Regions from separate parts of the Mus musculus genome. Here region 1 is linked to region 2. A link is a loop called in an ENCODE intact Hi-C map of the cell type or tissue named here. Cell type or tissue: gastrocnemius. All regions are shown on one strand. Each heading gives the region's core, and the rest is flanking DNA. Links, peaks and the distances in the headings are about the cores only.

What was found. A loop is a pair of places that touch in the nucleus more often than their neighbours do. Peaks named below come from ENCODE experiments on the same cell type or tissue, not always from the same donor. Only the 100,000 strongest peaks of a DNase experiment are listed, where the experiment ranks them.
Region 1: a loop joins it to region 2, with 14 times the contacts of the local background. A loop is called at or near these places in 2 of 42 quality-filtered maps.

The regions. Positions count from the first base shown.
Region 1 is chr6:85,956,284-85,967,690 of GRCm38, reverse strand. Dusp11 (dual specificity phosphatase 11 (RNA/RNP complex 1-interacting)) reads left to right here and starts at 6,024. Exons shown (of 9, transcript NM_028099.4): 1 at 6,024-6,253; 2 at 8,400-8,475; 3 at 8,976-9,107. The coding sequence starts at 6,156. In gastrocnemius, for the core only: no CTCF peak of the experiment used is centred there; DNase peaks (open chromatin) are centred at 6,018 and 6,402; H3K4me3 peaks cover 3,196 bases; H3K27ac peaks cover 2,740 bases.
Region 2 is chr6:86,358,859-86,370,265 of GRCm38, reverse strand. It overlaps Fam136a (family with sequence similarity 136, member A), which reads right to left and starts at 4,620. Exons shown (of 3, transcript NM_025591.3): 1 at 4,447-4,620; 2 at 3,516-3,656; 3 at 208-1,535. The coding sequence starts at 4,533. The coding sequence ends at 1,347. In gastrocnemius, for the core only: CTCF peaks have their summits at 4,817 (motif pointing left) and 5,652 (motif pointing right); DNase peaks (open chromatin) are centred at 3,883, 4,709, 5,291, 5,688 and 1 more place; H3K4me3 peaks cover 2,213 bases; H3K27ac peaks cover 2,240 bases.

The sequences.
Region 1 (11,407 bases), core at 2,178-10,177, 400 kb after region 2:
CAGAAACTTCTATCTCCAAGCCTCCAGATAAGGGTCACTGGTGGGCCTTCCAATTCTGGATTGTAGTTCATTCCAAATATAGTCAAGTTGACAACCAGGAATAGCCACTATAGGCGCTTAGTCAATCCTGAGGGTGATTGCATGGGGGTGCTGGCCATGCCACTGTCTGGGGTAAGGTGGCAGAGGTACAGAGGTGATGCCCCACCCCCACTCACTCCTTAGTACATGTAGAAGTGAGGAGAGCTGGCCACATGGTCGTGAGACTGGGAGACCTGACCCTGACTGCCACTCACCAGCTGCAGCACTTGGGAGAGTGGGCACTGCACGTCTCCTGGGCAGCCCAGTAGAGCTGGACTTGGTAGAGGAAGCTAGTTCCAAGGGAGGGGGAGGGGGAGGGAGGAGGGAGAGAGCTCACCTCCCCATACACACACACTCATCTACCTTGAAGTATATAGGATGAGAAGGTGATGCCCTCCCCCACTTTGCCCCTCTCCACTGTGTTAGTCAGGAGAGCTGGCCCTATAAGACAGAATGGGAGAGCTGGCCCTGCCTCTCACTGGCTGCAGCACTCAGAATGGGCCCTGTGCTTCCCCTGGACAATGCAGTGGTCCTGATGGTGAAGGCACAGCTAAGCTGGCCTCCAGGATGTGAGAACAGGAGAGCTGGCCCAGCCCCTCACAGGCTGCAGCACTTGGGAGAGTGGGCCTTGTACCTTGACTGAGCAGCACAGCGGAGCTGGCTCTGGAGGCACCGGTGGGTGTTAGAGACCCGAGGGCACAAACAGAAGAGCTGATCTTGCCTCCTGCAGATGGCAGCATTGGGTGGCCTCACCAGAGCAGTGCTGGTGTGATAAGGGAGAGGCCAGTGGGCTAACTAGCTCAGCTGCCACCCAAGCCCAGACCCAAGGCTTTGAGTTGGCCCACCCAAAATCTACATCGTTTGCTAACTGTTGGGCCAAGTGAAAGGGACAGTCCTGATGATCTAAAACTACAGGATCTCCATGACACAGCTCAATACAGGAGAACCAAGAGGAATCCTTGTGAGGATCAAATATTGGTTGGGTCACAGAAGCCAGAGACCTCAAACCAATGGCTCATTGCAAACAACACTTGGAAGTGAAGATGCGTGGTCAGAATGGTATACTGCTGGCCACACTGTGACACTCTACGGCTTGCACAATGAGTTGTTTTTCTATACTTTGTTTTGGTTGGTTGGTTGGTTGGTTGGTTGGTTAGCTGGTCTGTTTGTATGTGTTTAAATTTCAGAGCGGGGGAGGTTGAGATGATGTGCATTTGGTGCAGGATGTGAAACTCACAAAGAATCAACACAGAGTTAAAAATAACTTAATCAAGTGAAACACGTTATACCAGGGGAAGCCCTCATCCGTGCTGCCTTTTATGATAGCTGGCACCATGCCAATGACAGTGTTCCCACAGCTGGTACTGTCATTGAAAGTATAACAACGTAAAAACAGAATTCTAGGCCTTTAGGCCCAGGCTTGGGAATGTGGCCTTTGTAAAGGTATGCTAATCATAAAACAGCGACATTCCTCCACCCACCCGCTTCCTGGGTTCAAAGAGTGCTCATTCAAAGAAAGTCACCCAGAACCTGCAATGCAAATGTGCTATTGTTGGGGGCTCTTAGAAGCTGTCTTGAGAGTTAACACTTACCAGGTATTCCTTGTGACTCTTGTAACTTTGCACTTCCTTGTGACTCTTAACTGGTATTTTTGGTATTTTCCAACAACGCCCTTCCCACCTCCTTAAGTTGTGGTTTCTTCCTTTAAATACCCCTAATCCAGCTACTCGGGGCGCCACGGTCCTCTACCCCTGCGTGGTGTATGACCGTGGGCCCGAGAGCGCTCTTAAATAAAAATCCTCTTGCAATTTGCAACAAGACCGTTTCTCAGTGATTTTGGAGAGTCGCCTCTCCTGAGTCAGAACGTGGGGGAGTCCTCACGTTGTGGGTCTTTCATCATCTGCACTGAATTTGAGTTTGTGGCCAAGTTCAGTTGAATTCTTCATTTGCTCTCATGATAGGAGACAGAGACTGGGTCACTCTGAGAGAGAGAGAAAAAAAAAAAGAGGAAAGAGATTTAACCCTGTTCCAGTCGTGCCAATGGTCAGCACAGATGTGTGTATACCACAGACTGCTCCTCAGGATATCAGAGAAGATAAGACACCAATGCAATGACAACGCAGATGAATCCAGTGAGCAAGTCCAGCTGGAGTAACACAAAGGAAGCAGAGTTGGCACCGGGGACATCTGTGACCTGGAGACCATAATGCAAAGTGGCTCTTGGGGAGAGTTTGGCTTAAACAAACAGCTTAGATATTGGCATTTAGGTAGCTGTGAGTGAGACACTTATCAGAGGGCTGTGCATAACCCAACAGTCACCACACACAGCCTTCTAATATTACCAAGGGACATAGGAGACAACTCAGCTAGGCAGGATCCCAACGCATGCCTTCTACAATGTGATAGGAGCCAGAAGCTAAAGGCATCAAGGCCAGGCACCCTCATTAATTTAGTAAGTAACTATCATACCCAAGTCTATCTCAGCACCTAAGCAACCATGAGAAAGGAAAACTCACTTCCCGATGTTTAAGGATGCTGGGGTCTAGGGCTGAGAAGCAGCAGAAGGAAGAAATAAACTTCCAAGAGCTGCGAGCTCTGTGTATCAGAGTTTGGATTCAGAGGAAATGGAGCAACACAGTGAAAGGATCAAAGCCCAGCGAAAGGATCATACATATCTCATTCTGCTCTAGAGGTCTTTGCATTCACAAATTTTATTTATTATTATACCTAAGTACACTGTAGCTTCAGACGCACCAGAAGAGGGCCTCAGATCTCATTACAGATGGTTGTGAGCCACCATGTGGTGGCTGGGATTTGAACTCAGGACCTTCAGAAGAGCAGTCAGTGCTTTTACCCACTGAGCCATCTCTCCAGCCCTCAAATTCAGACTTCTTGAGGTCTTTTCTTAGAAAATAGGCAACATTGTTTCCATATCTTTTAAAGAGCAAATTCTGTTCTTCAGAGTATAGGGCTTCAAGGAAGCCTTTCCGGGAGCCAGTTAAAACAATTAGTGGATTTTCTTTCATTTATAAACAGGTCTCAACCATAGAGCCATTTTGCTCTCCCAGAACCACATCCCACATACTCTCTGTTTATATTTGGAGGAACACATCACCGAGACCGATTCAGGCATCATCCTTAGCTGCCCAATATGGGTATATAACTCAACACTGGACAAGAAGGCTGCCCCGGGTTGGATAGGTCTGAGAAGACAAAAGCTGAGAATTCTTAATGAGTCCAGCCAGCTATGTCTGATCCACCAAGGAAGGCAGGCCAAGGAGCTTCATGAACTGGCCCCACCCTGATTCCCCAGATCACGCCAGGGAAATGCTCTGGTCTGCTAGGTGGAAAAGGAAGAGGGGGCGATCTGCTTTGTCCTCCTGATTCATGGCAGTCAAAATAAGCTGAGCTTCTCTCAGTTTTTTCCTAGCTGGGCTCTTACTGAGAACAAGGCTTCTTTGTTCATTCCTGTTTAATTATTTTTTATGTCTAAACCATTCCAAGCTTTGTTCTCCAGTCTCTTAACTCCCTCTGCTTCCCTTCAGCAGGAAACAGCCAACTCTGAATCCCCATGACTACTTCAAATTTCCATTCAACAATCTTTCTGGGTTTCACCTCCCTACATTCCATCCTGCCTCTGCGATGTTTATGTGAAGAGGAGCCCCTCTGCCCTTCTGGTGTGCTACTGTATTATTGTCACGTTAGCTTGCCCCTCTTGTCTTTCCTGCCCTCCTCCACTGACTTATTTGGTGTAAACCCATCAGACAACTCCATAGGAGAATGTGGATAAGCCTTGCAGGCATTAGAATCCAGAGGTAAAAAGTATGTATCTTGCAATTACACTTTGACTTATCAAGCATTATTGTCAGAATACTCACCTTACAATTATTGTAAATATTATGAAAAATAAATATAAGCTACATTTAGAAATTTCAAACTAAAAGTTTAAGCTTATTTTAAAATTTGCTGTCATAAATTTCTATAATCTGGGACTTAGTCCACTTCTCTGCAGATGACCTCCCTGTACTTTGGTCTTCCACTTGTACGATTCAGATGTCCCCGGCAAGCACGGGTCCTGAGATTGTGTAGGAACTTCAGACTTGGGCTCCTCTTTTATTTCAGGGTTATTTTTGGTGCTTGCTAAAATATAAAGCCATGATGTCCACAGCTATTGTGACACCTGGCAAAGCGATATCAGTAAAACTGGCTGTGGATGGAAAGGTGAGCTGACAGCATTTTTGACAAATAGAATGAATTGCTTTTTTAAAAGTGTATTTCATCCCAGTAATTTCTTGTCTAGGTATTCAGATGCAGTATACACCTATAGGAATGTTCACACCACAGTGTTTTCTGTAATAGTAGATCAGAAACACAAACCAAACCAAACAAAAACTCCAATCAGGTTAAGGTGGCCCATACCCTTAATTCTAGAGCTGAAAAAGGAGCAGGCCGATCTCTGTGATTTCAAGGGTAGGTTACTCTACAAAGCAAGTTCCAGATCACAGAGCATTACATAATGAGAACTTACCTTAAAACAAAAAAACTCCAAACAGGTAGAGGAATTTCAATATTGGAATGGTTTAAAAAAAAAAAAAAAGTTGGGGGGGGGGTTGGAGAGAAGGCTCAGCAGTTAAGAGCATCGACTGCTCTTCTGAAGGTTGTGAGTTCAAATCCCAGCAATTTCATTTCTACATGGTGGCTCACAACCATCTGTAATAAGATCGGATACCCTCTTCTGGTGTGTCTGAAGACAGCTACAGTGTACTTACATATAATAAATAAATAAATCTTAAAAAAAAAAGTTGGACCGGGCCATGGTGGTGCATGCCTTTAATCCCAGCACTTGGGAGGCAGAGGCAGGCAGATTTCTGAGTCCGAGGCCAGCCTGGTCTACAGAGTGAGTTCCAGGACATTCAGGGCTACACGGAGAAACCCTGTCTCGAAAAAGAAAAAAAAAAGTTGGTATTTTTAATTATGTTGGTTATAATAAGTGTCCTGTGTCATTCAAAATTAGGAAGAATATGTATGTTTCCCTGCCTGTGACACTATACACACATATATGGATGGAGAAATATGTTAAATATATCAAATAAGGAGAAATATGTTGTATAAAACTTTTGATTTATTTCTTTTTGGCGGAAAAAAAAGATACACCCGTGTGAAAGCAAATATCATGTATATACAAAATGTAAACAATTGACAACGTTCACGAAGAATGCAGGGATCAGAGGGTTGGGGCTGGATTGTCTGTTCCTCATTTGGAGCAGTTCGGGTGGCGCTATGAGACCCCAACTTAGAGCGTTTCTCCCTGGAAGGTAAAGCCCCTGGATGTTCCCCAAGCTTGTTTTCCCTGATCTTTAAAAATACAGCTAGAAAGAAGCTCTTTGTTCTCTATAGCCAGCAAAAAGCCTTTTTGTTTCTATACTGTACAACCAGAGATGCCTGCCTTCCTGTGCCGAGGACACGGAGATAAAAATTCAGAAAGAACTCACTCCCCACTCCTGCCTTGTAAATTTCACCAAGGACGCCCAGAAGAGCTCTTCCCAACTCCTCCCACTTCTCCTCCCAACTCCTCCCAACTCTCCTCCCAACTCCTCCTACCTCCTCAGCTAGCTGTTAAAAGTCCCCTAATGTCACCGCTCGGGGTTGAACTCCTCTGCCCTGCACGACAGAGGGACTTCTCCTCAGCTAGCTGATAATAAAACCTCTTGCAGTTTGCATCAGGTGCATCTTTTCTCTCGAGATGTTGGGGTGTTGGCCAGTTCATCCCAGGACTTGAGCAGAGGCCCAGCATCGGGGGTCTTACAGCGCTAGCAATTATTCACATAGCTACAAAACCGGCCTCCAGCTAAGTGCAGCACAGTCGAAACCGAAGGCAGGCTGACAAACCCTACTTTCAGTGCGACGTGTGTCGTCAGCACGGCGGGGCAAGGCGCATGCGCCCTAGCGAGACGTCGACGCGTCGCGTTCCTTTGCGGGCGCCTCTGGATCCCGCGGCCTCTTCTGGCCTCCCTGAAGTCGCCACTTTGGCCGCTCTGGCACGCCTGGCGTTGGGTGGGCGGCATCTCTGCGCCCACATGAACCAGCATTATGGCCGACATGGTCGTGGACGGGGCCGGGACTTTGCTGCCTGTGCCCCACCCAAGAAGAAGGGCAGAAACCACATCCCCGAAAGGTAAGCGCTTTGGTTCCGGGCTTGGCGTTCCGGCTGCCTCGGTGGCCTCGAGTCTCCGAGTGTTCCCTGGCCTCGCGCCCCGCCGCCTCCCAGGGTCCTCCGCGCCGAACCCCACCACACCTCCCCACCCCGCATTCTGGGGTCTTGGGTCTGTCCCGACAGGACTCTGTGGAGCTCGGGCCTGGGCGGAAGTGCGCGGTGGGGCGCGGCTGCCTGTATTGAGGCGTCCCTTGATCTCCGAAGCCACAGGCTTCTGCTTGTGTAGGCGCTGTGCCAGGATCCGGCCCGAGCTGTCGACACCCTTCACTCGGTACCGGCTCGAGGGGTTCTCTTGCTTTCAGGATTCGGAAAGCGGAGGTGTCCTTTGAGGGAGTTAACCCTGCCTGGGCCAAGGGCTAGTTTTAGGATTTTGCTCACTGGTGCAATGAACCCTTTACTTGCGGCTGTTTGCTTCCCCTCTCCGATTTCATCTCCACAAAAAACGTGGCTAGACCGGCCTCTCCCCTTCCTAGAATTCATCAAATCCTTTTTTTTTTTTTTTAATCTCCACAAATAAACAATACCTAAAACTCAGGATCGACAGAATGCTCTGCCCCGACTTCCCGGACTTCAGTAAGCACTTCTTTTTTATGTCTACAAATGAGCACTATCTAAAATTCAGGATGGACGTGATGGCCTCTCTCCCTTCCCAGAGTGGATATCTTTAGATCCTGTCAGCTAACCTCCAACATCATCCCAGTGTAGAACTTGCCTGACAGCTTGCAGAAGACAGCTGTCTGTCCACTGGACAATCCATTTTTAACATACCTTCTATAGTTAACTATTTAACTATTAATTACTAAGTAAAGTATAAGTAAGTTATAAATAAATTGTTTATTGATATTTTAATGTAGCTTATTTCATTATTAAATTATCTATTGGATATAAAATTGTTAACTAAAAATTAAAAATAATTTTAGCTATTGCTTATTTGTGGAGATAAAGCAAGATAAATATCAAGTAGTAATTGTGAGACAGCTCATAGATGTAAGATAAAGCTTGACTTTAAGAATAAAAACCTTCGGGGCAGTTCCAGGACAGCCAGGGCTACACAGAGAAACCCTGTCTTGAAAAATAAAAACAAAAAAAAAGAATAAGAAGCCAACTTCTTGTCATGGTCTGTCACACTAGGTTCCATTGCTCTGGGGCCCACTATGTCTCCAGTCTGTCACCACTCTGTGCTCACTCTCTACTCCAGGGATGTGAATGAACCGGACTTATTTGTAATTCATGGCCATAGACCAACTCAGCTGTGACTCTCCACACTGACTTCTGATTGAACTGAATTTCGGGTTGTAAGAACTGGGAGATTTCTACATATTGAGTTGATTCACTGGTGTGGAAACTAAAAACAATATGCAGTGAAAGTATTGAATTTGAGGTCTGTCAGCCAGTGTGTAGGCATTCATTACTCCTTGCTGGTTAATAGTTTTAGTTACCATAAAAAGTATGAGTTTCATGATGATATTTTCTATATGTATGGCATTCTACTTTGCCCATGTTCACCCACACACATACACCTTCCCCTTTCTCCTGCCCACATTTTGCTAGTTTCTTTCCTCCCCCTAAATAATTCACCACAGTTTTCATGTCTCAAATATGTGTGTGTGTATATATATATATATATATATATATATATATATATATGTATGTATGTATATATTATATATATGTATATTATATGTATGTACATTATATATTTAAAACTAGATTCCACACAGGAGGGGAAATATACACTATTTGTCTTTCCTTTTCTGCCTCTTGTTGCCCCTCCCTCCCTTAGCCCCCTTCCCACTCCGTCATAACCCCCCTTCTATTTTCATGTCTAATATTACCTTAGTATTTGACACGAGGCTGGGTTTGTTAGGCTGTTCTGCTATGGCATTTCTAGGTTTTAGATATTGTTTGTGGAGACCTGTGTGCTCTTTTGTTGTCTTGTATCTGTTTTCAAGATGGGGAGACAGAAAGAAACATAGTAGGTTGCTACTTGTGTGGAATAAATAGGTTAAGAGACATTCTGTATGTGTTAGGTGCCCAGTATCTCGGAGCCTTATTCTTGGAGACAAGGTTGGCATTCAGTTTGACTAACAAATACCCTGTTTCACAGGTGGAAAGACTATCTCCCAGTTGGGCAGCGGATGCCTGGGACTCGTTTCATTGCTTTCAAAGTTCCTTTGCAAAAAGTAAGTGAAAATTAATTTAGGATCTTTTCAGAAATATCAATTCTTGATTGAGAGAATGCTGGCTCTCAATCAAGAATAATTATAATGTGTTATATTTTGTGTCAGCCTGACTAAGCTAGATCATTCAGTATTCACTGTCTTGATATGGTAGTTGCTGTGCTGGAAATTCAGTAGAATGGAGGGAGGTGTTCACTTGTGAATTGCATTGAGATTTTAAGGCTTAGGCAAATAGGAACAAGTTTCTATTTGTTTTTTGTTTTCTTACCTATTTAATGTTGAATAGGACATTCTAAAGTTTTTCAGGCAGGGAGACACAAACACAGGAATATGTATATATTGAAGTGAGCATCTCTTCCCACTAATGGAGGAGAGATGTTGCGAGCTTCCAGGGGAACAGGAACAGCTCTTGAGTCTCACTGTCCTCACCTCAGGGGGCTGGGTAAGTGCATCGTGTGCTACAGGGCTTCAAGTGGGTTTGCTCTCTCTTCACTCTCTGACAGAAATTTGAAGCAAAGCTTATGCCAGAAGAATGCTTTTCCCCTTTGGATCTGTTTAATAAAATACAAGAACAAAATGAAGAACTTGGATTGATAATCGATTTAACATATACTCAGCGCTATTATAAAGTAGAGGTAAGTGGCCCTCTGACTGAATAAAAAAAAAACCCAAAATTCATAGTAATTTAACAGTTTTCATCCTATGCTGATGCAAAGACTAAACTTCATTCATGGGTAGCAATAACTAACTTTTAAAGAAGAGCAAATAGTTTTCCTAATTTCATGTAGAAATGAGATTGGAGGCCAGGCATGGATGGTAGTTAATGGCTATAATCCCAGATCTTAGGAGTCTAAGACAGGAGGATCACAAACTCAAGGCCACCTTGGACTACATAAGTCTTCAGCAATGCAAAACACATACACACTAGGTTGGCGACATGAATTAAACTATAATATGTAGTAATTATTATTAGTCTCTTTAATCAGCAAAAGTTCTATAACCATTGAACATTAATTCTCCCTTCTCCTATATGCCAGACCCCTAGTAAACCTCTTATCTGCTTTATTACAATGAATTTCCTTGATCTAGGTATCTTACAGAAGTAGCTCAATGTAACATGCATTTAAATTTTAAATTAATTAAAATAGAACTCTGTCATTTCCTTTAACCTCTCCTTACCCCACCTTCACATCCATAGCCTCCTACTCTGTATTATTGTTGCATGTACATGCAAGTAAACAAATGCAGCCTGCTGAGTCCGTGTAGTTCTGCTTGTGTGTGTGGCTTTTTTCAGGCTGACCACTTGACGGTACTTATATCTGAAGAGTAATTCTCCCTTTCTCAGACATTTTTAATTGCCTGTAGTTCTTTATCCAGGGGTAGGGCCCTCTGCAGTTCCTCCCATCCATGTTGGCATGGCAGCTGATGGGTACTGTTCAGATCTTGTGTAAGCACTCATAGTGTTGACATTTCATTGTTGTAGCCTTCCTTGACATTCATATGAAATATAATCTTGCAGCTGACCTCCTGGTCCTTGAGCTCTTATAATATTTCTGCCTCCCTCTCCTGAGCTGTTCTCAGAACCTTAGATGGGAGAGTTGTATTTAGATGTATCAGTTAGGGCTGAGCAGCTCGCAGTCAATTGTTTTCTGCATTTTGGCTAGATGTGGCTTTTTGTAAACTGTATGCTGCAGGAGGAAAAAAGCATCTTTGATGAGTTAGGATAGTTACAGTTATCTGTGGAGTAATTTTTTTAAGGTTTATTCTTATTTATTTGTATGAATGTTTGCCTGCTTGTATATATGTGCACCACAGACATACCAGTTGTTTGTGAGGACAGAAGTAGGCATTATGTCCCGTGTAACTGGAATTACAAATGGTTGTGAACTGTTGTGTGCTAGGAATTGAACATAAGTCTTCTGCAAGAGCAGCCAATGCTCTTAACCATTAAGCCATCTCTCCAGCCCCAGTATCATGTAATACTTGCCTTTCTGTGACTGAATGGTTTTAGTAATTATGTCTCTGACATTTATTAAAGCATATATCAGAATCTTTTTCTTTTCTGGCTCAATATTAAGTTATGTACATATGTTCTATAATAGATATGGTCCTATCTATTTTACCCCATGCTGTCTTCTGAATTCCCTTACCCCTGTGTATGTTGGGGTGCGGGAGGGTTGGGGGAACTGTTATTCTTTGTTTTGTTTTCATGAGAAAGAGTCTCATGGTGTGGCTCTAGCTGGCCTGAAATTTATTATGTATACCAGGCTGGTCTCCAGCCCACAAAGGCAGCCTACTCCTGCCTCCATGTGCAGAGATTGCTTGTGTGCACCACCACACACAGCATGCTTTGTCTTATTTTAAAGAACTCAAATATTATAGAATTCATCTCTATATCTTTGGTATGTGTATTTAAGATATAATACTTTTTCCTTAACATCAGTTCTTTTATATCAGATACACAACTTGATAGTTCCTAACTGTCATAAGAATTGTTAGTTTGCAGTTGGTTGTCTGTCAGTTCTGATTAAGTCTACACATTGCTGTCCGTGTCTCTCTCTTTTTGTCCCTCCCTTGAGTTCTTGCTTTGAGGAATCCAGCCAGGCTGTACCATCTAAATGTTAGCTCTGTGCCTCCACGTGCTAGTACCGCTGGTTAGTTCTCTCTCTGCCAGTGGGCTGGCACAGCCAGATTCAGGATTCTGCTTTCCTCTCTCCTTTTCTCCCTCCTCCCTCCTTTTGATCCCCTAACCCCTGGTTTCCCTTTCCTTTCCCTTTCCTACCCTCCTTCCCTCTCTTCCTTATTGTTTTGTTGGGGTTTAGCTTTTGAAACAGAGTCCTAGTATGTATCCCTGGTTGACCTAACACTCAGGATCTTCCTCCTCCGTCTCTCTAATGCTGGGATTATAACTATATAGCACTCCACCCACCCACCT
Region 2 (11,407 bases), core at 1,799-9,798:
GTGAGCCACCATGTGGTTGCTGGGATTTGAACTCAGGACCTTCGGAAGAGTTTTCTTAACTGCTGAGCCATCTTTTCAGCCCCCCCCCCCATGTACCTTTAATCCTAAGTTATCTTTTCAACATTAACAGCTTTCAAGTTATGATGCTCTCTGCCTTCCTCTTGGTGTTTCCCATTTACTGATATATCACTACCCATAAGAAAAAGGTGGAGACAATGAAACTTTATTTAAAAACCAAACCACTTGGAAAATATATTGCAGGCTTGACACAGCAAAAAGACAGATGTATCACTGTTTCAAGTAATTAATTGGTATAAATACAACATAGTACTTATCCAAAAGATAAGGTGCTATGTTGGGCCAGCAACACTGCACTGCAAAGAAAATAAAAAATAAAAACCACCCAGGCAAAAATGGCATTTGGCAAGAAAGTGTGTGCCTCTCTTGTTCTACAGTGGTCCTACCCATCTGTGGCCCAAGTTGCTCAGTTTCTGGCTTTCTTGTTGCTATAAGGCTCTGTAGATTCAGAGCTGATTAATACTGGGTTTGCACTTCTCAATAATTCCTAGTTACTGCTTATTCTTAGCGACTGGCATGTGAGTGACAGCCTACCCCCTTGCTTTTCATAAGGATGTGTCACTTTGCTGCACAAGTCAGTAAAGAAGGCTGTTTCCCATGTTCACTGTGTGACACTGTCCGGATTCTTCAGGGGCTTCTAGAGTAACAGAATTTGAAGAAATGGACATTCCCATCTTGACGGTACATAATACTAGGAACCTTTAGAAGTGACTCAAACCACTTTCCCTCCTGTATCATAAATCCAGTGTGCCCTGCATATAAGACAAAACTAAGCAAAATATAGATTTGAAAAGGAAATCCTTTCCTCTGAATTCCTAGCCTACTGGGTTTTGTTTCCCAGCATATGCAAGGTGGTGTGATGATACTTCTGGTCAACAGGATTTGTCAAGCTTCTCTGAGGAGATGCACCGATCCTCAGATTTTACCAGCAGGTTGAAGAGAGCTGCCAGCCTGGATGTTTGTAGTAAGAAGCTCAGCTCTTGGTACAAGGTTGATCTCTACTACAGTACAGACACTTGCATATGAATATTTAGGATCTAGACTTCTCCTCTGAGCTATCTGTGATCCAAATCTTAGCACCAGCTTCTTCCTACTTCACCTTCTAAGATCCGAATGTAAAGGGACTAGTGTCCAGCAGTGAGCAGCATTTGCCTGGAACTTGCTGTGTCTAAGTTTTCCTCATTCGTAAACGTTGCTTAACATATTAAACTTCCATTCTTCCTTTTAAATAGCCTGCCCGCAGTCCCGATGGTCACTGGCAAACAATTTTATTTCCCTATGGATGACAGAGACTCCTTCATCTTCTTGGTCATTGTTGGGATGAGGTGCATGTGGTCATCCACACACTTGGTCACACAGCTGTCTAGCTGTCGCTTCACCTGAAGCTCCTTAGTTCCTGCATCCATTGAGTCTTTGGCTTTGTCATTGCAATGCATGGTGCAGCGGGCCAGGCGGTCCTGTGATGAGAAGAGAGAGAAGGCTGAGAGGCTGGCTTCTGTTGTCTGAGTATTGGTCCCATGCCAGGCCTTGGGCTACAGGCTCGATACAGATCGTCTCTGCCAGTACTAAGTCTAACACTCTCTTGGTTCAAACAGAAGGTGCCACTGGGAAGGCTCAGACTAAGCACTGAGCAGAGGAATGGAAAAAATGAGCTTTATACAAGATGCTGGCAGCAATCAAATGACTACTGTTGGGCTTATAAATACCTCAATTCCTTTCCCACTCTTTCATCTTTCATGTGTGTGGGGGCTGTGGATTTTTAGACGTTTATTTGTGGATGTGGAGGCCTGAGGTACATGTTAGGAACCATCCTCCCTTGCTCTCCCAGATATTCACAGAGGCAGGGCTCTCAACCAATCAGCTAGACTTGCTTGCCGGCCAGCTGTAGAGATTCTGTCTCTGTCTTCTAGGGCTAGATTTACAGGTGGGCTGCCACACCCAAGAGACAATGGTTTCTGGTGATTTCAACTCTGGGCCTTGTGTGTGCATGGCATCCCCTCAACCATCTCCCCTGCACCCATTTTAATTCTTTACTGCCTGTCCTTCTACAGAAAGACAACTCAAATACTTTCAAGCATCTGCTATGTGCCAGGCTTTCTTCTAGTGTAGAATACAGAAATGAACAAAGTGAAAAGTGTCCCTGCTCGTATGGAATTATCAGTCTAGGGTAGAGATGGTAAGAGATGAGTAGGAAGTGAGTTGGGATTCAGGAATGAGGTCTGAACAAATGCAAGCACTGCCAGGGGTAGCTAACATTTTGGTTTCTCTTGGCCACATTGTTATCTACAGTTATCAGGGGTGGTGGTGAACACTTTTAACCCCAGCACTTGGGTGCTAGAGGCAGGCAGATCTCTGAGTTTAAAGCCAGCCTGGTCTATGTAGTGTTCCAGGACAGCCAGTGCAAACAGAAACTATCTCAAAAAAGAAAAGAAAGATCCCAGCACTTGGGAAGCAGAGGCAGGCGGATTTCTGAGTTTGAGGCCAGCCTGGTCTACAAAGTGAGTTCCAGGACAGCCAGGGCTATACAGAGAAATCCTGTTTAGAAACAAACAAACAAACAAACAAACAAACAAAACCACACACCCCCCAAAAGGGGAAAAACAAACAAAACAAAACAAAATAACTCAGGAAGACCTGTTGGAAGGTATCTAAGAAAGCATGGGGAGATAGAAAATTATTAAAATACATTACCTGTATGAAACAATCAGAGAAAAATTAATAACTAAAGTAAGTTTATACCTTTACTTTTTTTTTTTAATATGCATTGGTGTTTTCCCTGAACGTATGTTTGTGTGAGGGTGTCCGGTCCTATGGAACTGAGATTACAGACAGCTGTGAGCTGCCGTGTGGGTGCTGGGAATTGAACCTGACTCTGAAGAACAACCCGTGCTCTTAACTGCTGAGCCATTTCTTCAGCTCCATAGCTTTTGTTTTTGAGATTTTATTTTTTATGTGTTTGCCTAAATATAATGTCTGTGCACCACATTTGTGCAGTGCCCGCAGAGGGCCAAAGAGGGCTTCAGATCACTTATGACTGGAATTACAGATAACTGTGAGCCACCATTTAGGTGGGTACTAGGAACTGAATCTCTGGAAAAGCAGCTAGTACTCTTAAATGCTGAGTCATCTCTACAGCCCCAAATTAATATACATTTTAAGGAATTTTATACAACACAACATAGATTGTATTTGGTACATCAAAAAGGCATAAAGGTGCTTGGTTAGAAACCCCCTTGGTAACTTTCTTTTATATTACTGTTTCTGTGGCAAATATAGCACAACTTAACAGCACACCCAGGGCTTCTTCCAGAATATCAACCCTCACGGACACCAGGGCTCCCACCAGTGTTGACAGGACCTAAGGCAGAACGAGTGTTTCTCATCCCCTGCCAAGGAGCTGCTGTTCAAGGACTTGGGAGCTGTGAGGCATTCCTGACCTGGAACCTTTCCAGCTCGCTGGTGACCAGAGCCTGGGCTTGAGCCAGAGGCGCATGGCAGCGCTCGATGCATTGGTGCACCTGCTGCATAGATGCTTGGGTGTCTTCACAGCAGTTGGCGCTGCACCGGAACATGAGGCCCTGGGGAGCGAAGACAGAGCCTGGTGAGACTGGAAAGACTCTGAGGACAGCTCTCGAAGGACAAGGCCTTGGAGGCCATGCTTCTCTACCTGTTTTGTTTTATTTTTCCCGCCGTATCATCAGGACTTCGTAAGACTGGGACGGTTACCAGGCCTAACATTTGTAGGATGGGGATATATGTTCTTGGGAGCGCGCTTGCTAGTTCTAAGAAAGCCTTGCGTTCCATTCCGCACAGCACAAAGCCAGGGTGGTGGCCCATGCCTGTAATCCTCGCACTCCAAAGGTGAAGGCAGGAAGATCGGGGGTTGGAAGTCAACCTGGGTTAAAAGAGACCCTGTGTGCTGCTATGAGCTCACTGATAAGATAATGTACCCAAGACTGAACCGGAAGAAACCACGTTCTGAAAATCAGTTTTTGTATTTCTGTAGCAGAGTTCAGAGGTCGGCCTGGCTAGTCAACGCCCCACAAGGCGATCGAAACAGTAGAGGGTGATTAAGGGGTGAAGTTAAGCGAGGCCAGTAGGGTGAGGGAGACGGGGCCCACGCTCACGGGCGTTCAGGGTTCGTGGCATCTAAATCAGCGCAGGACGGCCCGAAGGGATTTCGGTCTGGTGGTTCTCCTGGGCCGGTCCCTCCGAGCCTCGCGCCAGATCACCTCAGGGGCGGCCGAACGCTCGTCACCGAGGCCAGGTGGGAGGAAACCGCCCCACGCGAGGCCCGGAGCTCGAACGTCACCGCGCCACCCCCGCCCGAGTTTCCAATCCCGTTTGGGCGCCGGACCGCGCCGCTACCTGCATCTTCCGGATGTTCTCTCTCTCCACACTTTTCACCATGGCGTCCACAGCCTCCTGCACTCGGAGTTGCTGCACCTCCGCCATGGCGACCCTGAGCTCAGCCGCGCCGGCGCCCGCGTGTGCACCCGCTGCGCCCCGCCCCCTGCGCCCGTGCGGGCTTCTCAAGCCACTGAGTCCCACCCTCCGGCTTCGCCCCGCCCTCGGCTGCGCCCCGCCCCTAGCTAGTGAGTCCCGCCCCTTTGCGCTGAGCCCGACCCCCCACCGAGTCACCGCACAGTCTTCCGAGTACCTCGCCCTGGCCCCTGGCCATTGCGCCCTTGTCCTCAGTAAGCGTTCCCGTTCCCGCATCCTCATCGCCCCCTGGCGTCTAGGTTAAGCAACTTCAGGCAGGAGACAGCGGGCGCGCCGCTGGTTCTTCCGTGGAGCCAGGCTTTTGGTGGCCAAAGATCTCTTCGTCGTCTGACTTCTTTTCTTCCTCTCTTTCTCTCTCTCCCTCTGTCAATCCCAATTTTAAAAAAGCGAATGTAATTAGCAGCTCTTGTACAGCTCGATCAGATTTTATTATTGCTATCTTTGTCTTGGTTTCTTTTTGTTGCCGAACAGAATTTCATTAAATGTACATACCACAATTTGCTTTGTCAATTCCCCAGCTGGTGAACATTTATGCCGAGTTACTAGTTACTGCGAGTAAAGGGTACGGTATTCTAGATTGTCTCAAGAGTAGTGTGGGGGTATGGAGGGGCTGTAGATAGCGAGACCGTTGAGTAAGGGCGAGCTGTTTCTGAATGGATTGGTTCTGTCAGCCATGTGCTCTCGTGTTCCCATTTCTACTGTCTTATGCAGTCATCTCTGAAACACAAGTGGTCCCTTCTTCCCATGGGCCGATGCAGAGGGGAGCATCATTAGGTTAGGAAGAGGGCTACTAAAGGCTGCGTTAGAAGAGCTTGGGCTATAAGTGGTCCCATAGAGATAAGGGAAAGTTCGAGTGTTTCGGGAAATCTCTCTCGGCGAGCTAGCATTGAATTTTTGTATTGAACTAGAAGGCCCTTGCCTGGCACTCTGGAGAAGGAAAAGAATGACAGGCAGGTACGGGAAGCTTCAGAGGGCAAAACAGAAAAAAAAGGTTGAAGCTTTGTGGAATAGCCTGGAACGAAAAAAAAAAGACTAGCGTGTGAAGAGTGCTTGAGATTTTAGGCACTTGCTGTGATTCGCCACTAGATGGCAGGCTAGCTCTGTTTTGAGGGTAGGAAAAGCCACACAACCCATTGTCCTTTGAGAAAAGCTGTGTTCCTCCATGGCTGGGCTTTCCCTCTCTCAGATACCAGGGTTGGGGATAAAATGTGTCCACTACTTGAAGCCGGACTTACAGGGATCTTCCAGGAGCAGCTGGAGCCAGGGCGATGGCAGTGGTCACCCAACAGACCAGGTGCTTTGCAAGTACTTTGAATGGGGTCTGAAGCGGACCCTTCAGTGTCCATTTTTCTCTCACTGTGCACAAAGTCAAAGCAAAGGGAGGGGAAGACTCTGGAATATTTAAATCCTAGCAGGGCAAGATGGCTGCCTCAGCCGCGAAGACACCAGACTGTGGCAAGACTCTTGAGACTCACTTCATGATTCCAGATTCCATAGAAAATTCTTTCTAATAAAGGCACAGTTTAACACTTCTCACTTTCTCCTTTATTTCTAATGTGTATCATGGTAGTTTCAGCAGCTGCTTCTACAGTAATGCTGTTAGTCACACTGAGATCTGGTGGGAAGCCTTTGGTAAGACAACTTTGTTAGTTTCAGTATGGCAAGACGAGTGGTTCTTTGATGTTTATGGAAAGTGACTCCTGACATGTGAGGAACCTGCCCCTGTAAGACAGTGGTCACTCTTTAAAGACTGGATCTAACGGCTTGAAGACAACAGGCCATGCCTCTCTGCAGCTCTCTGTAGGACCAAGAGTTAAGAAGCTAGCTATCTGTGCCGTGCTCTTAGAGTATTCCCTGATTACAGGTCCTAACCTATACCTGGCTCCTCCGAGCTCTTTGCCATGGACGCTGTGTTGAACCAAATCACAGGTGTGAAATGTTCCTTAAAATTGACATAAAAGTCTCATATGTCCTTCATTCCTGGGATGTCTCTGAAGAGACTCCTTGACCCCACCCATTCCTCTCATGACAGCTGTCCTCTTCTCTCCTCTGATTCTCTTCTAAAATATGTTTATTTTTATTTTATGTGTATGTGTGTGCCTGATTATATGTGTGTGCATCACATGCATGCAGGGGCCCATGGAGGCCAGAAGAGAACGTCAGACCCTCTGGAACTTGAATTACTGGTGTTTGTGAGCTATCATGTGAGTGCTGAGAATTGAACCTGGGTCCTATGCAAGAGTAGATAATGATCTTAACCACTAAGCCATCTCTCCAGCTTCATCTTATTCTCATGATAAAGCGCCTCTCTAATTTTAATTTTTTTATATTTTAGTATTTATTTATTTGCTTGAGACAGGGTTTCACTTTTTACTAGCCCTGGCTGTCCTGGAACTCACTATGTAGACCAAGCTGGCCTCACTCTCACAGAGATCCTTCCCTGCCTCTGCCTCTGCCTCTGCCTCTGCCTCTGCCTCTGCCTCTGCCTCTGCCTCTGCCTCTGCCTCTGCCTCTGCCTCTGCCTCTGCCTCTGCCTCTGCCTCTGCCTCTGCCTCCTGAGTGCTGGGACTGAAGGCATGTGATATCACCCTCCTGGTGCTCTCTGGGTTTTAAAGGGAAGCTTTCTCCTCTTCTTCTTGGGGTGGGTTATGTGGTCTCTACCCCAACCATATATCCAGTGACTGTATAGAAAATGGAAGAGGAGTGAGATTAGAATCAAATATTAAGACTTGAGCAAGACCTAGCTAGGGAAGGGAGGGGGTAATTGTCAACAGAACCTTAAGATAGGTTGAATACTCCAGGGAAAGGGCCTATATAACTTTGCAATCCTAAGAAGGTGACCAGACTTCAGAGGGTAATGATCATATGGTGCACTTTGTGATAGAGGGGCTTAGGCAGACCGAAAGCACTCCAAGACTCAGTGTGAGTGGCAGGAAGCCACACAGCAGCAGGAAGCAGTCAGTGTTTCTGATGCCTCTGTGAGAGGTCTCTGTAGTGCAACCAGTGCTGGAGTAGCTGAAGCAGAAAAGATCATGGTGGAGCAAAGGCCCTGGATTAGTACATAATGGTCAAATAACTGTTTTGTGAAAGAGTTTATTCCAGGTGTGTGTGTGTGTGTGTGTGTGTGTGTGTGTGTGTGTGTGTGAGAGAGAGAGAGAGAGAGAGAGAGAGAGAGAGAGAGAGAGAGGGGGAGAGAGAGAGAGAGCATGCATGCAGATATCTGGATCAAATGCCTTCAGGAGCCCTTGGATGCCAAAAGAGGGTTTGGATCACTTACAACTGGAGTCAGGGGCATTTGTGAGTTACTGTGTGGATTCTGGGAAGTAAACAGTGTCCTCTGCAAGAGTAAACAACCACCCTTTAAAAGTTATCTTTGAAATTAATTTTAAGTTTGTGTGCACGTGTATATGTGTGTGTGCTCCTGTGTGTGGCACCTGCAGAGGCCAGAAGAGGATGCTGGGTCCTCTGAAAGTGGTTGTAAGCTTCCTGGTGTTGGCAATGGGAACTGAAGTCAGTCCTCTGCGAAAGCAGTGTTCTGATCTGCTTAGCCATCTTTCCAGCTCCCGGATTGTGCTTTTTCACTATGTATTATGGCCAGGAGATTAATGAAGTCTGGAGCCGAGGAAACACAGTCTGCAGATTCCATCTTAGGCTGAGCATCAAACTGCTGTCTGTGTTCTCAGCCTCTAAGTATGCAGCCTCCACAGTGATGGTGCAGCCACCCTTCCTCCCTCTGTAAAGTGTGGACGGCATGATTAATTCCTAGGTGTGGCGGCGGCTTTGAGATGGTGTCTGTAAGAAACAAGGTAAACAGTTATTATTGCTGCTGGAAATGTTGTGTTTCTTTCTCTCACTCTCTTATTAGTGTGGCTGTCAGAGCAGACACAGCGATGGCCTGGATAACAGTGCATGGAGCGGGCTGTGACCAGCATGTACGTTCTAGTTTTGTTCCTGGGACAAAATACCTGAAAAGAGGTGAACTGAGGGGCTGGGGAGATGCTGGCTCGGCAGGCGAGAGCACTGGCTACCCTTGCACACGACCAAGGTTTGATTCCCAGCACCTGCACAAACATCTGAAACTCAGGTTGTAGAGGACCAGCATCCTCTTCTGGCCCTCTCCGGTACTGCATACACACAGGATGCAGACATACATGCAAGCACATTCATACACATGAAATAAAATGAATAAATCTTAAAGGATCAACTGAAGGGAGGGAAGGTTTGTTTTGTCCTCTAATAAAGTCTAATAAAGGAAGTGGGAGCCTAGAGAAAGACTCGGCAGCCAAGGGCATATCCTGTTCTTTCAGGGGACCCAGGTCCATTCCCAGCACCCACATGTGGCTCACAACTGTCTAGATCTCAGTTCCAGGCGATCTGACTACCTCTTCTAGCCTCTGCAGACTCAAGACCTGAGTCTGTCTGCTGTACTCTTGCCTGCTTCTCAGTGCAGCAAGGTCTGTTCGTGAAACTTTGGCGGAAGCCTTTGTTTCTGGGCTGACCTTAGGCTTTTCTCTGTCTGAGACTTGATTTCTTCACCCGTACGATGAACTGTTCATCCATCTCTGTGATTCCCATCAACTTTGTTCCCCAAGTGGCCTATCAAAGATGCTGAGACCCCCTTGAACCAAACGTGGAAGTGTTGGAGCGAAGGGGAGACTGCTTCTGAGGCTGTGAGAGTCAGCGACAGAGCCTATCAACTCAGAAGGGAGGGAAGCTTTCCTTGGCTCAGGGATTTGGTGGTTTCGGCTCAAGGCCAATCGCCTGCTACCTTTGGCCCCGTGGGAGGCAGCATACCATGGCAAAGTGTGCAGCTGGGAAGCTGAGAGGAGGGGCTGGAGTCCTTCAAGGACACTTCACTTCTTCCCACTGGGTTTCACCTCTTAAAGGTCCACCATCTCCGGGCAGCACCACAGACTAGGGGCCTTTGGTGGACATGGATCCAAACCTTAACAGGGTTCTCTGAAGACTGGATAGGTGTGGTAGGGTACTGTGGGACACAAAGGTCCTTGCTTCCCACAGATCACTAGGGAAACCACCAATGTTAAACACACAGGGACCTTGTCTCAACAGAGGAGATAAAATACCAATTTTCCTGCCCAGAAGGCTGGGCTTGGATCTTGTTAACAACCTGGTGACCCTTTGGCTCTCTGCAGAACCAGACCTCACCAGCCTTCTGCTGTAGAGGCAGACCTCACTCCAGTTCCCCAGAACGATTATCCCAGACTTTTCTTTCCCTGGACTGTTATCCATCCTTAGGGGAGATGTCACACGTATCTTTTAGCCTTGCTGACCTTTATGAGACCACATTAGATTCTAGGCCTTTAGCTGTAGAACCCACCCTTATGGTCACATGTACTTTGTAAATGAGTTTCTAAGTTGTCACACCTTAAGTAAGCTTTATGGTGCACCAGGATTAGAAAGATTGCTGCCTGGAAACCTCTTCCCAGATTGTACTGTGTTTTAACTATGCTGACAATGAACTGCCTGGCATTAGACTCCTTAAAGTCTGATCCAGGTTGACAAAGTCAATCTGAACCAGGTTTTCTTCTTTCTTCTTTCTTCTTTCTTTTTTCTTTTCCTTTCCCTCCCTTCCTTCCTTCCTTCCTTCCTTCCTTCCTTCCTTCCTTCCTTCCTTCCTTCTTTCCTTCCTTTCCTTTTGTGGCTGTTGTTGTTTTTTTCCAAGACAGGTGTACACCTGGTTATCTTAGAAGTAGCTCTGTAGACCAAGCTGGTCTTGAACTCATAGAGATCCTCTTGCCTCTGCCTCCTAAGTGCTGGGATTAAAAGCATGGGCTGCCACTACTGCCAGGCTGAAGCAGGTTTTTATTCTCAACTCTTTGAGGCTTCACTTCCCTGTCTGACACATGCAGGGACCCCCTCAGTGGGTTGGATGAGTCCTGGGTTTAAGGGACTAGAAGTGGCCTCTTGCAAGGGGACCCAAAGTTGTTGAGGACTCTTTTAATCTATGGTGAATACTTTACCACGTTGTACAGATGGCACAAACACACCCAACTCAACAGGAATAGCAACAGAAGGGCTGGAGGCAGTATCAGGATGTCAGTGACTTCACACTGCAAGAGGTTTCTGATTAGACAGTAGGCGAACAGCTCCTACCCCATGTGGGCTGGAACTACTGTGGGTCACATATGAGAAATAGAAAGTTGCCATCCATTTCTGAAAATATGTTGATTAATTTGTGTCATTAAGTCAATGTAACTGGAGCTCTGGGGTGTGTGGTAGGTGGGAAGAGGTACCATGCTTATGGTCTGTGCTGAGGTGGGTGGATAAAGGGGCTGAGAAGCTCTGCTGACCCCTCAATAACTCTGGGCCTTAGGACAAATAGCCTCAGCTTGTAGCTCGGGAACCCCAGACAGGCAGGGCCATCTCAGTCCAGCTATATGCTTAGCAGACTCGCTTTTCTACTGAACAATGGAAGATGTGAGACTGGAGACAATGGCCGGGCTTTTCTTCTTTCCCTGTTGGCAGCATGGAGGGTTCTTAGCATAGGGCAAAGAAAGTATAATGTGTGTGTGTGTGTGTGTGTGTGTTTGCACAGTTGGATGTGTCTGCACACTCGTGTGTGTATGCATCTGCACAGCTACACCTGGCTTTTTAATTTTTTAAAATGTATTTATTTATTTACTGTGTATAGGTATTTTGTCTGCATATATGTCTGTGTACCACATGCATGCCTGGTATCCAGACCCTCTGGGACTGGAGTTGCGAACAGTTGTGAGTTGTGGGTGACAGGAATAGCAGCCAGTGACAGTAACCAGCTGGGCCACTTCCCCAGCCCCTGCACTTAGCATTCCCTGTGAGCTCCTTG